Regions from separate parts of the Mus musculus genome. Here region 1 is linked to region 2. A link is a contact called in ENCODE Hi-C data. All regions are on one chromosome and are shown on one strand. The core of a region is the stretch at or near the end of the contact, and the rest is flanking DNA. Distances in the headings are between cores, read along the strand shown.

Region 1 (6,996 bases), core at 2,825-5,324, 410 kb after region 2:
AGAACCCCCTGCCTCAAAAATCATAAAGCAAGTCAGGCAGTGGTGACGCATGCCTTTAATCCCAGCACTCGGGAGGCAGAGGGAGGCGGATTTCTGAGTTCGAGGCCAGCCTGGTCTACAGAGTGAATTCCAGGACAGCCAAGGCTACAAAGAGAAATCCTGTCTAGAAAAATAAAAAATCAATCAATCAATCAATCAATCAATCAATCAATCAATCAAAAGACAAACAAACCCAAAACATGGTAGGGTGAAAACAACTGGTCTGTAATGAGTCAGATCCTTTTAGGGGCATTATTTTTATTCATGGTTTCCTTTAAAAATAGGATCTTTCCATATTTCAGAGAGAGAGAGAGAGAGAGAGAGAGAGAGAGAGAGAGAGAGAGAGAGAGAGAGAGAGAGAAATCCTGAAGTTTCTGCCCAGGTAAAAATATTACATGTATTGATATACACGTGGAATCGTTTGTAACTCCATTCAAAGAACTCAAAATCTGTTTTACGCCATTTGTGAGGAAAAGTATGTTCCCTTGATGGAGTCCATAAACATCAGGCTAAGAAGTGTTCATCTAGAAGTACCCCAGAAGGAGGTGGTAAAGGAATCTATATTTTACTCTGCTTAAACTTCACCAGCAATCTAGCACGGACAAGGCGAGGTATGATCTTGTTAAAAGCAAATGAAATTAAATTTCTTTATCCCAGGGCCTGGGTGCTGAATTTTCATCTTCGAATGAATGAAAATCATTTCAGTTTTGAGTAAGAATCGATGTGTGGCATGTCTGCCTCACAGAGAGAGAAGATGGCTGGCCCACACTTACCAAGTCACCTTTAGCTTGAGGAATGAAAACCTTAGAAACCTGGAAGCGCTTTTGTTAAAAAATGGACCATCAGGGAAATGACCCCCTCCTTTCTTCTCTTCACATCTGGGAAACGAGCAAGGAAGGGCAATGGTTACCCTGAAGGATCCCACAGCGTGCCAAGTCAAACAGCCCGGAGAGCTACCCTTGGGAGTCAGCCCCAGGCAGCTCTCCCTTAGCCACTCAGCACACTTACACTCCTCATCCTTTCAAACTGCACTTAGAGTTGTCGGAAATGTCCTACACGGGCTCCCATGTTTGAATACTCGGTCCTCAGCTTGTAATGCCTACTTCAAGGGCTGTGGAATCTTAAAGATGGGCCCCCGTGGCTCGCTGGGGATGGGGGCTGTGGGTTGGGTTATCGCCTAGTGCTGGTTCAGTCCTGGTTCTGCGGCTGCTTCTTGAACCCCTGATTTGTAAGGAAGCCACCTCACACTCCAGCCTCCACAGTCGTGAGCCGGTCCTGCTTCCAAGCTTTCCTCACCATGATTGATGATGCCCTAAAACCGGAGCCAAGATAAATCCCTGTCACCTCAGGTCGCTTTTGTCAAGTGGAGTCACAGCAATGACAGGCTAACACCACACACGCATTTGGTAGTGGTGGTGGGGGTAATCTTACATCATTATAAATACATATCACTGTAAATGTAAATGGATTTCAACACGTGACATTTCTTTTCAGTGACAGAAAACAGAATACCCCAAGCCCCTATATATTTTACACCAATTTTGACATTCTAACAACGAGAGTGATATGGAATTCCCTGCTCACGCTCTGTTTACTTAATATTTAAATTAGAATAATATTTAAACGAGGTGACCCAACTTTTTCCTATTTCGTTACACACTGGGCCAGGTTCAGAGCCATAATAGAACAAGGAGCTTTATGGTTATCAAATGTCTATTTATTTGTGCCGCAACCTCCCTGTACGCAAAGTTTGGACCCGGACAATGACAGAGATCACAGCAAAAATGCTGCTTTTGCCGGGCGATAGTGACACATGCCTTTAATCCCAGCACTTGGGAGGCAGAGGCAGGCGGATTTCTAAATTCGAGGCCAGCCTGGTTTATAAAGTGAGTTCCAGGACAGCCAGGGCTACACAAGAGAAACCCTGTCTCAGAAAAAAAAAAATGTTGCTGTTGATTCCTGGGGAACAGTTGGAGTTTTAATTGATGAAGACATGTGACTGCCTTAGACACCAGTGTCCTTATAATGGTGGCAGTCTGGTTTACTAAGCCCAGAAAAAAAGCTTAGAAGCCCAGGAAACACGATGTGAAAGCAACTATTCTGTGTAGAATCTCTGCCTCTCCAATTTCAGGTGGAGAATCCACGCTTGTGGAAATCCAGCCAGAAGGGGAAGGTAGGGGTGCAAACTTTCAGAGATGAGGAGGGGAGATGCACGGTACCCCACAACCCAGTTCCTTACTACAACATGAGAGATCCGGACTCTAGTCCAAGAAGCCCCTCTGCTTTGTATGTTTGCTACTACAGCAGACTTTGCTGTCCCGACCTTTCAAACCTGTTCCTGAGCTGTTCGTGAGACACTGCAAAGCCTCAGCTAAGGGATGTGGCCATGTTGCCCTCTGTAGAAACTGACCCTGCTTTCCTCACCCTCGGGGCCACACGCTTGTGGGACAGAGTCAAGCATAGTCCCAGGAAGGGCAAAGAGCATCACTGTGACAGAAACTAGGTTGAGCTGTCATTGGTTCAAGGACTGCTTTTAAATCCCCAGCGCCTCGTGTCCTTTGTCTTGACTGGCTTTATGCTTAACATTGAAAGGAAATGAGTTGAGGGGAGAGTCACTGTCCCCACCACCTCCCCCAGAGACACCAATATTGACTAAGACTAAAACAGCAAACAGTATCAGATAACCTACTAAAATAAAGCAGGGAAAGCCATTATGCTTTTCCTTTATTGATCCCATTCCTGCTGTCTACATGGGGGGACGGGGGATAAACACAATGTACATTGTTGAAGCTGGAACTCTCTAAGGCCACAACAACATGTTGTTAAAAAGCAATACATTTATCAGTGCATGGGAAACAAGCCATTACACAGAGCTGGGCCCCTGTTGAATAGTGTAGTGATGTGCTTAACACCCAACGGACAATGCTGAGTGGGACAACGACATAGGCATAGTAAAAGCACATTTAAGAAATTATCGAGCAGGCCTCTTCTGAATGGCTAAAGTAGGCGCTTTTGTTGTTTGACCTTGTATAAGTTCTGATACATCTTTATAACAGGAATATCTTTAAATAGATACTGACAATACAGTCCATGCTAGTTTTCTGTATGAAGTTCATGAAATATTGGTCAGTCGACGAGTGGAATCTGTTAGGATAACACTTGGTGTTGATGTCTTTAATTCTGGTTGTTCTGCGGATTGATAAATCATGACTGCATAGAAAGCAATCGTCAGGCTGGAGATGTGGCTCAGTTAGCAGAATTCTTAGCCACATTTTACTCATACCTGGTTTGGGTAGATATGATCAGGCAGGCACTTGGCTAACAAACGGACCAGATAGATGACGACATATAAGCTCAGCTTTGATTTTGACTCAGGTATTGTCAACAAGTGTTCACATCTGTTCTTCCTGTCGGCCAGGTACTGTGTAAGAACATGGCACGAAGGAGAACAGAAAAATTAGGGAAGATCTCTTTAGTCTGCTGTAGAAAACACTGCTTGCAAGTATCTCAGCTTCTCTTCCTGTAGCAAGAGGGTCAAGGCAGTGCACGTGGCTGCCCACAACGCCCCCTCGTGGCTAGTTCTCATAAATGAAACACAGGGAAAAACAACTCAAAATTCTGATGGCGATTATGAGTGTAAAATATTTTATGGGTCTGATCGGGATTAGATGAAAACAAATGAAAATTAAATTATCCATTTTAATTTTGTTTCAGTCTATTTAATGGAATAATGGAATTACAAGATTTCCTCTTTTACTTAATATTCTGTGATCCAATTTGTAAAATGTGAAGTGAGAAGAGGGAAAAATATGATTTTAGTTTTAGTTCAGTGTCATTATTACTAATTTCTTCACAGTTCCGTTTCCAAACCATTTTAAAACTCAAGTTTAGAGTACTGCACTGGTCACTTTCCTTGCTGCTGTGACAATAGCTAAGGCAGGCAGACAGGCTGGCTGGCTGGCTGGCTCAAGGAAAGGCTTCTCTCAGCTCCCAGCCCCCAGCTCCCAGCTCTAGGGCACCGGTCCCTGGGAGTTTACGGAGCTTATGGCGCATCAGCACAGCAGCTGGTCACATGGCTCTAGTTAAGGAAGGGCGGGCTTCTCCCAGCTCTCAGCTCCAGGGCGCTGTCCCAGGGAGGTGATGGCGCAGGAGCACGCGGCAGCTGGTCACGTGGTGTCCACAGTGGGGACTCAGGAGAGACAATGCTGCTGTCTTTTGCCTTTTTTTGCTCTAAGAGCCCAGTTTAAGCAATGTTGGGGTGTGTCTTCTCCGTCTCAATCTCCCTAGTCTAGAAAATTCCTCCCGGCATACGCTTAGGTTTGTGTCCACATGACTCTAAATTCCAACAAGTTGACAAGATTAACGGGCATTATGAACATGAAAATATTAAAATGTAAAACCTAAATCAATATATCTATTAAAGCATGTTAAATTTCCTGTGGCCAATTCTCACATGAATTTTTCTAGACTTTCTCTTTTTTTAATTATTTATTTAATTTTTATTGTCTTTTTAACTACAGAAGAAAATGTCTTTCCATTAACTTGTCATTTTTCTAGGCTGTAAGGACGGCTGTATCCAGAGAAAACTAACTCGAACATTCTTTAGTCCACATTCCTGTTTTGCTGGTTCCTAGGCAGGAGTCTTGACTCTGAGGTACTGATGAAGTTGACCTTATTTGGTCACAGTGGAGTGGGGGGGGGGGGGTGGAGAAGGAGAAAAAGGAATGAGTCAGACGGCCCTTCTGGCAAGAGGGGTGGCCCTTTCCTTGGGTTTTTGATAATACCTATGGCTGTTGAAGAGGGGGGAGAAGCAGGGACCCAGAGTATAATGGAGAAGAAGTCTTGGCCAAGCTGTTTTCTGCTTAATCCTTATCTCAGGTCTGGTTCTACAGGGTTCTGCTGGCTCTGGGGACATCAGTTTTGCTTGAGGGGACAATCTGGCTTCATTGTGATGCAACGGCTTCCTGCAAAACTTGCTGAGATAATTTGAGGAGAGGTAACACAGAGACAAAAGCTGACCACAGGAGCCCTGAGTCTGGCAGGAAAATTACCAGAGCCTCCCTTAGGACAGGACAAGCAGAGGACAATTTTGAAGGACTTCCGGACACTGTCTCTTCTATAGACCACACTTAAAGCCTTAAAGCTTCTGTTACCCTATGTCTTACTGCTACAGAGTCAGGAACAGAGAGTGGTACTAGGCACGTCAGGGTCCATCAGAGGCCTGAGAGGCCGTGTCAAGGGTAGGCTATGTGTCAGCTCTGCCAATGTCACCAAGGGTTAGCAAAGAGTACATTGAGACCCTGGGGGGAGCTTTATGATGAGGTATGAACGATATCTCAGGAGGCAAAGCGAGGGCGGATCTCACTTTGTCACTGAAGGGTCAGCAACAGTGCACCCCGTGAAGATTCGGAGTCCAGAGCACATGGGTGGTGCACATTTAAAGACAGTAAAAGAGGTGAGAGGGAAAGATCTGCCTAAGGACAGCTTTGCAAACACCGTACAGTACAGGGTTGCCGCAGTGGTGAGAATGTGTACAGCTCTTGAGGACCAGAATTCAGTTCCTAACGCCATCTTGAAGTGGTTCACAACCTCCGTAACTCCAGCCAGGGGCTCTGCCACCCTCTTTTTGGCCTCCATATGTTCTCACGGACACACACACACGTGAGAAAACACACACAATTAAAATTGAAAATAAACCTGTGTTTGTACATCCTCTAGAAGGCAGCTCAAACCATTTTTCTCTAATTGATTAATTGCCTGGACTTCATGTTTCCTCCTCTCTGGGCTCCTAAAAGTCCATTCATTGCCACTGAATTTGCTATGGGAATAGCCAGGTAAACACAGCCCCCAGAGACAACATCCCTCAGCGCTTTGAATTAGATGGAGAAGCACCAGAACCCAGCCGACTGAGAGTCCATGCCGCAAGGCATTTACTTTCAGAACATTCTAGCTGTGACTTACAATGTCTGAGCATCCGGCTCAGACCTTTAAGTTTGCAATGTAAGCAGTTCACAGCCTGAGCTGCCGCTCAGCCCACACTTCTTTACTGAGTGGACGGTTGCGAGCTGCTCTGTTGTTCTTAGTGACAGTACTGGACAATGGTGAGGCACGTGACAGTTCAAGACAGGGCTCAACAGAAAGTTTCTATGGGACAATCCACACTTCTATCCCCGAAACTACATGTCCACACCCAATCCCTGTTTTAAAATTATATTTTGAGACGGGGTTGATCAATCTGGCCTCTAAATTCATAATCCTCCGACTACACTCAGCCTCCTGAGTATCTGGGACTCCCAGCCTTGTCTTGCATTGCTAACTTGTCCCGACTTCTAGTCTGCTAGGAATCCATCTTTACTTCTTGCCTTTCTGAAGAATCAACAGGAGTGAGTTCATTGAATCAGCTCCTTCCTCTTGAGCTGTTGGGACAAAGTTACTCCTAATCTTGAAAGTTTCCAGGGTTGTATCTGACCAGTCACCTGCCTCTTGCCCAGCTTCCTCAGGACCACAACAAAAGCTACTCCTTGATGTCTCCTCCCAAGAGTCAGCACAGATAAACTTGGTCATCATTTGGAGCACACCATGATGAAGCCTGTGGCTTTCGGTCTATTTTTAAAATGCCAGATTCTCTTCACAACTTGAGAAAGAATATTACAAACCCAGAAAAGCACAAGACTAAGAACAAGAGATGCAAAGGCTTCAGACAGTACAGCCAATCAGGTCCGTCCATTTCAGTCTGACTAAGGTCACGAATCTCCAAAAGGATGTCACCTCCCCAAATGTGAGACCGCCTCCCCCAAGTCCTGTGTAGAAAAAAAAAAAAAAAAAAACTCCTGCGATGTCCACTTCTCCATTCAGATTCCAAACCAGCTGGTGAATTCAAGATCCTTGATGAGAAGTCAGCTTCCAAATGGCCCCTTCCTCTGCTGGAGCCCACCGTGTCCATCCATCACCACCACC
Region 2 (7,026 bases), core at 2,708-5,207:
GTGCTCTCTCCCCCACAGTTAATGAACCTCCTGGGTTATTGGGGTTATTCCAACCGTTGATGGGGAAGGGTGATCAGAACTATTGTATTGGTACTCAAAGGCATACCTGGAAAGCAACACATATTCAAGTGTGAAATGGCTTAGCCATCAAGAATAAAACAACCCTCGGGGTAGCCAAGAGAGAGTCAAAATAGCCCTGGGCTAAAGAACAGAAGGTTTCCCCTTCGGTCCTACTCACGGGGTCAGAATTCTTATTTCTCTATCAAAGTCTTCACTGCAGGGCACACAAATTGTCAAAAAAGATGGAAGCCTTAGGACTTCCATACACCTGCAACTTCCTTGGCCTTTCTGTGTGGCTTTGGGCAATTGGCAAACACACAGAAGGACACTACCTGTCCTAAGGCTTGCACCCATCTTTTCACTCCACCTATGCCTGAACCCCACTACACATTTTCTGCAAGAAGGCAGAGTCAACATAGGAAATAAAGGAAAATGCAGATCGCCTGCCCTGGGCTTTGGATTGTAACAGAAGAGGACTAGAGAATCTGGGGCTGCTAGCAAAGACCAATTATGTAGAAGGTGATGTCAACCACTGCCATGCATGCTATTCTCTATGCCCTGTTGTGTCCCAGAGCCAGAAACCTTAGGCCGCATTGAGCCACTGGCTTGAACCTTGAAGCTGGGCCTTCTGCTAAATCCTAATGCTAAATCAATCAGTAAACAGAGTTCATTGATGCCTGCATGAGTCTTGTTCTAGCAGGACAGAAATTACATCTAGACCTAGTGCAAACTGATAGAGAACATTTTTGTTCTCATTTTATAGGAAGCCCTCTTCCCCACATATAGCGATTTGGGCAGCCAAGCTTCTTGTTTAGAAATAACCTGCCGCTGGGGGGACAGCCCACTACCACCACTGCGGAAGAGTGAGGGGCTGCACAAAGGGTACCTTCATTATTTGTCCCCCTTCAGAATTCTGGGTCTCTCAAACTGTGATTTCAGGGTCCTGGTGTGGTCTATAAGGGGAGGAGATGTCAAAAAATATGGAACTACACCTACAGCAAGGGGTCCAGCGGGCACAGCTACTTCATTCCTATTCTGGATGGAATCACACCTGTCAGTTTGTTACCCTGCTCTATTAAAGAAATCGCCTTTAAAAAAAATAATAAAGCAACGGCTCTGCTCATATCTCAGATTCACCAGACTCTCCTTTCCTTGCATTTTAACATTATCCTGTGTGTGTGTGTGTGTGTGTGTGTGTGTGTGTGTGTGTGTGTGTGTGTGTGTTCTATTTCTGAATGGTATATTGGAACTGGAGGTCTGCTGGTCTGCTGTCCCAGGAAAAATATCCAAATTTTATCCCCTCTGCTTTCTCACTGCACAGAACCCTGGTCACACTCTCTGGGAAGCTGGGTTTCTCTCCCACCTCGGGGTGCTTCTGTAAACAAGGGTGCCTACCAACCACCAGCTACCCTGGGGGGCTGCCAGACGTTGACACATCTGGGCTCCAACTTTGTCTCCCAGTGCACGTTTCTTCAATGATATGCAGACAATGAGCCTAACCATGTAAGGCTCGTAAAGCAGGGAAAGGTAAACATGGCATTGACACTTGGGCACTGCAGCCACCTTTAGAGAATGCTCTGTCCTGGGTAGATGGGCTAGCTCCTCTAATGTCCTGTTCTCCTGACAGTGAAAAGCATCTACGCAGAGCTCTTCCCAAGCATTCTAGCAGCTCTTATTACCCCCCATTCAGTTTTTCTTTGCACCCCAAGTTCTGCTAGCTCCTTCTTCCAAACAAGGGCATCCACACACTTCCACACCATGATCACCCAAGGTCACTGCAGAAAGCCAAAGACTTCCAGTGCCCAGAAAGAACAATAAAGGGCTGGGGTCTGGTTCACTTTCTTTCAGAGGCAGCTATCCCCATGGCGGAGACCTCCTCTTAATTCTCGCCATGGGAATCAAGGAGAAGGATAACAGAGGAAAAGGAGATAGCTATGTACTCACTGACCAGGGCAGCTCTCTCCTGAAGGCCAGCTGGTTTGGTTTTTGTTTTTTTGTTTTTTTTCCACCCGCCTTGCTGGAGATCTGAAGGTAGAAATGACAGGCAGACTTCACTGTTGCTGACGCTCCCACAGCAGCGGCGGCTGCTTCACTGCATCTCAGCCAGGCTTCCAGCCAGAGGTAAAACCTGGCTGATGTGAATCCTTGCTAAGAGCCCCCTCCCCTCTGCCTCCCTTGGCTCAGTGTAGACAGCAGAGCTCTTCCGGGTTGCAAAGGGGTAGGAGGAGGGGGGAGGAGGAAAGAAGGAGGGGGAGGGAGGGAATGAATACCATCCCCTTTTGCAAACACACAAACCGCACATCAGAGGTGTGTGAAACTGAGTTGGACCGGGTGGGCAAGAAACATTGCCTGAAATGTGACCTGCTCCTGGTGCCTACAAAGCCAGCCCACTGTCTCCAGACCGGGTTGGAATTAACACTATAAATGACACTGCCCTGTGGAATGGGCCATTATCATAGGCACAAACGTGTTTGAAGCATTTTCTTCTCACTTTTGAACAAATGGTTCAATAAGAGGTTCTATGGGCACGGTCAGGAGTGAACATCGTATGAAGAGCTAACAAACTAGTAAGCCTTCAAAAGTGTTTTCTTTCTCTCAAGGTTTGGGTTTATACGGGCACCCCCATTCCCAAAAGTAGTCTCTTTGCCTTTACTTCACACCACTGCTGCAGCGGCCACCACCACCCTTTAGTCGGGATTAGTAAAATAGAATTTGAATGTTTTTGGCTGGACTTGATTGCTGCTGTCTAATCCAGGCATAGAAGAATATTCATCAGAGTTAAAAGGATCCTATGGGTCCCAATTGTCTTAAATTATTTCATGAGGAAATTTTATTTTTGAGGAGAAAAATAAAAAAATAAAAACAGGAACTAGAAGCAGTCAAGGGAAAATTCTATAAAGGAAATGAAGCTGTTTGCCCTACCCAGGACCCAGATAACTGCAGTGTCCTGCTTGGAGTAAACACACACACACACACACACACACACACACACACACCTTCCCATTCCCATCCAATAGCAAGGGCATCTGAATCATGTACCAAGAGAATCTACCACGAGTACATTTCAGCTAGAGTGAAATGAAACCCTTCAAACACCGAGGTAGAAAAGGGTCAGGGTCCATTTGTTTTGGCAGGTTGAATTTTCCCTTCACAATATTTTTGCAAAAAAAATATGGAGGCTGACTTTTAAAATAAATATATCCTTGGGGAGAAATAAAACAAAGTTTTGTCCGTGGCTGAACCATGAAGTCAATAAGTTGGGGCTGCTCCAACCGGTTGGGTAGAAAGAGGTGACTCAGTGTTCAGCTTTGGGGTGGTCAACTCCTGGGAGAAGGAGACCGGTCAGAGCCTACGGAACTGTTGAGGTGGGGCGGAAGACAGAGGAGAAAGGAGAAGCTGGGAGTCCCGAAAGTGTTAGTCGGCACCCGTGGAGTGGCGAGAGCTACCGGGTGATGGATGTCACGTTGCAGAGTGGGTGATACCAGGATAGGCACGCTTTTCTCCTAGATACTGTCAGCGACCTGTCTCTACCTCCACAAACCTGAAATTCTTTCCATTTAGACACCAACCCGTCTGCGCCTCGGCGGGGCGTCCTCTGGGGTGCGATGAACCCAAGAGTGGAGCAAGCTGAGAACACCATTTGCCAATCTGGCAAAAGGAAAGAAGGGGATCTTCTGGTCCATTGGGGAACCCGGAAGAACCATCTTCGCCAAAGCAATCCTGCCAGTCCCCAGCCCTGTCGCTCCAGCTCTCCGCCACCAAGTGGCAGAGTCACACTCTCCAGTAAGCTGTGAGGACTAGGCTGGAGCCATGCTCTTAACAACCTATGCCCAACCTGTTGCCCTAATGCACCCTATGAACTGTCCAGGAAAGCCGTGGGTCCTGGGAAGATGTGACTGGCTTCCGGGAAGCGTAAGAGACACAAGTACCCTTCCTCCTTACGCGCGACTGGATGGGGGCTGGAGCAGAGACCAGAGAGGCACGCATGTGCCCACGTGACTACAACAGTTGATCCTCCCAATCCCCTGCACCCAGCGGTATCTAGATCTCACTTCTGGGTCTCGCGGGCGGGTGGGGCTTTTTACGGTTTCCCCATGCTTCCCATTCACTTCCCATTCAATGCTTCTTGTCCCCCTTTAAGGTCCCTGCTGTCCCTCCTCCTCTTTCTCCTTACCTTCAACAAGTTCGCCTCCAATTTGAAAGCCTCTTTTTCCTTAGAATGTACGTCCTATAGGGGCACTTCCGAACCAAAGCAGACTTTCTTCCCTCTCCCACTCCTCTTACTAAAGCTCCCTCGCGAGCACCTTCTGTCCCCCAGGTCTCCTCGGGTCTGCTCTGCCGGCCTCGCCGCGCTCCTTCCCTTCTGCCGACACCGGCTCCGGATTGAACACTGCTCTAAAACGTAAAGAGCTGTGAAAATGCGGTCGCGTGCCCCACCCCCAACCCCGTCATTGCTCCCAAAAGTCTTAACTGGAGGAAGTTGGGCTTCCAAAGAAACTTGGAGGCTAAAAAAGAAAATCCTAAGAACTACAGTGGTCTGGCTGGGGCTAAAGGCATGATCTGATTCTCTTAACAGACAGAAGGGTGGACAGGGGAGTTGGGGGGCGGGGGGGGGGAGTATTGAAGTGGGAAGGGAATGAGGTAAAGAGAGAGGGTCCAGCGCAGTAGCACCCCTTTAATAGATTGCCCTGTCCTCAGCACTCCGGAGGCAGAGGCAGGTGGGTCTCTAGCTGGTCAGCCTGGTGTACAAAGCAGGACTGAGAACCCCTGTGTCGAAAAGGAAAACAAAAAGTGGAGATGAAGGGGGAAGTGAGGGAAAGGCTCTGAGGCATTTATTCCTGATTACTGGACATCGCCTGAGCACAGTACAAGGATAGTGCTCTAAGAAACCACGAGTCGCTGTCTGATTTTACAACGGAGTTGCTTTCCGGTTGAAATTTCAATTTCTGTCTCTGTCTCTCTCTTTGTCTCTGTCTCTGTCTGTCTGTCTCTCTGTCTCTGTCTGTCTGTCTGTCTGTCTGTCTCTCTCTCTCTCTCTCTCTCTCTCTCTCTGTGTGTGTGTGTGTGTGTGTGTGTGTGTGTGTGTGTGTGTGACAAGAAATGACATTGCCTCATTCAGTGGTGATAACAGTAGTTCACGCCAGGGTTGCTGGAAGCTGCCCTGAGAACAGGACGGTCCCATCACTAATTTTAGGGAGTGTTTTCATTGAGGATGTTTGTGTGTTCTCTGGACACATAGATCACAAAGACACAGGCCAGTTCACAGCCACGGAGACATAAAGACTTCCCTGTTGGTTGCTTGCACCTGTGCCCTTTCTAGTCCAGCTACCTCGGGTTTTTCTGACTCCACTTCTCTTGCACGGAATAACCACTGAACCATGGAATAATTGCTGATCTGAACTATTTCATTTCTGTTTGGGGTAGAAATGGGACCAAGAGACAGAGGTCATTCCTCACTGGTGAGGACTGTGAGCTGAGCTACCGAGGGAGACAGTGTGGAACCCTGGGCCTGGGGATACATATTGGCTGTGGATGGTTCCTGGAAGCCATTGTGCTCTCCTAATGGCCACCATCGCCAGCTACTTCAAACCCAGAGGTTAGTTCTGTAGCTTTTCTCAGATCAGGATCTAAGGCACTGGGTTTGAAATATAAAGGGAGGTCACCAGGCACATGGAAGAAGAAGATGGATCATTAAATGACTCTGGGATAAATGGAACACGGGAGGCGGAGGCGGATCTCTGTGATGGCCATGGAGATAGGTTCACCCGTGGGATAAAGAAAGGGATTCCCCAAATAGAGGAAATAATCTCTGACAGGATCTCCAATCTTTCTGAGACGGTGTGGTCAGTTAGTGGAGCATTGTTGTGCAGAAGGACGAGGAATTCGTAGCATCCCATTTCAGTGGGTTCCCAACACATCATTTCCTTGCCCTAAAACCAGAAAGTACTTGTCACTGTGTCCATCACTCTCCAACATCATCCTGCCTTTTCAACCGTCACTTTGAGATTATGTTAGAACTTTAAAGGACACTCTGCCAAACGTCAGTACATTTAATGATTACTCTGTAGACGGTGTGGTCAGTTAGTGGAGCATTGTTGTGCAGAAGGACGAGGAATTCGTAGCATCCCATTTCAGTGGGTTCCCAACACATCATTTCCTTGCCCTAAAACCAGAAAGTACTTGTCACTGTGTCCATCACTCTCCAACATCATCCTGCCTTTTCAACCGTCACTTTGAGATTATGTTAGAACTTTAAAGGACACTCTGCCAAACGTCAGTACATTTAATGATTACTCTGTGTTTAAAAGTTCTAATCGGTCAAGATAGGTACACCCCTGTAACTGCAGCCTTAGAGAAGCTGAGGCAGGAGAATCATGATTTTGAGGCTAAAGTGGGTTACAAAGTGAGATTCTGTCTGAAACAAAATAGGAAAACAAAACAAAAATCTAGGCTTTCAGTCCCACTCAGGGGAACTTATTCTGTAGAGGAGGAAGGTTTGGCTTGAAGGTATGCAAAGGCCATACAGCATGGAGCCAACTGCCCTCTGTTTTGTCTTGTTTTGTTTTTTAACACCCCCCCCCCCCGCAACAAAACATTTTCATTAAAATCAACTTCCAGGGTTATGATTCAGAGTGTGATTGGGGGTGGGCTGCAGTAGACGCCTTGCTAAAATGTAGCTATGAACGAATGTCTCAAATGGAAGTTTGGAAGAAGAGCCACTAGAAATTAAAAACAAAACAAAAAAGACAAAAAGACAAAAAAGAACCCTCAGACCCAATCCACCCAGGCATCCTAAATAAATAGCCCCGTTTGCAAATTCCTATCAATTATTACGTGATGGGAAAAAATCCTATCTGAAAATAAGGCACGTGGATGGGGAGAATTTTAATTAAATCTTACTGTGGATATAATGGCATGGAAGTGATTTTTCATCCGGCGCTTGCCTGCTCACCAGTGTTTTATGGC

The links. Hi-C counts contacts between places; a loop is a spot of excess contacts on that map.
Region 1: a map of v-Abl transformed pro-B cells shows a loop between it and region 2 (2.8-fold over the local background). The contact joins the enhancer-like site here to the promoter of 9230102O04Rik in region 2. A Hi-C loop is called at or near these places in 1 of 37 maps with a recorded cell type or tissue (v-Abl transformed pro-B cells).

Annotation. Positions count from the first base shown.
Region 1 is chr2:10,296,842-10,303,837 of GRCm38, forward strand. No RefSeq gene overlaps it. Among named protein-coding and RNA genes, the nearest start is that of Gm31496, 7.2 kb to the right of the region's middle. Within about 2 kb of position 4,075, at least 1 of the 3 ENCODE cell types and tissues checked has a DNase peak (open chromatin) inside an H3K27ac peak, as active enhancers do.
Region 2 is chr2:9,885,583-9,892,608 of GRCm38, forward strand. It overlaps 9230102O04Rik (RIKEN cDNA 9230102O04 gene), which reads right to left and starts at 3,958. Exons shown (of 4, transcript NR_040511.1): 1 at 3,630-3,958; 2 at 2,009-2,085. It overlaps 4930412O13Rik (RIKEN cDNA 4930412O13 gene), which reads left to right. Exons shown (of 5, transcript NR_024257.1): 5 at 1-1,185. It also overlaps a transcript of Gata3 not described here.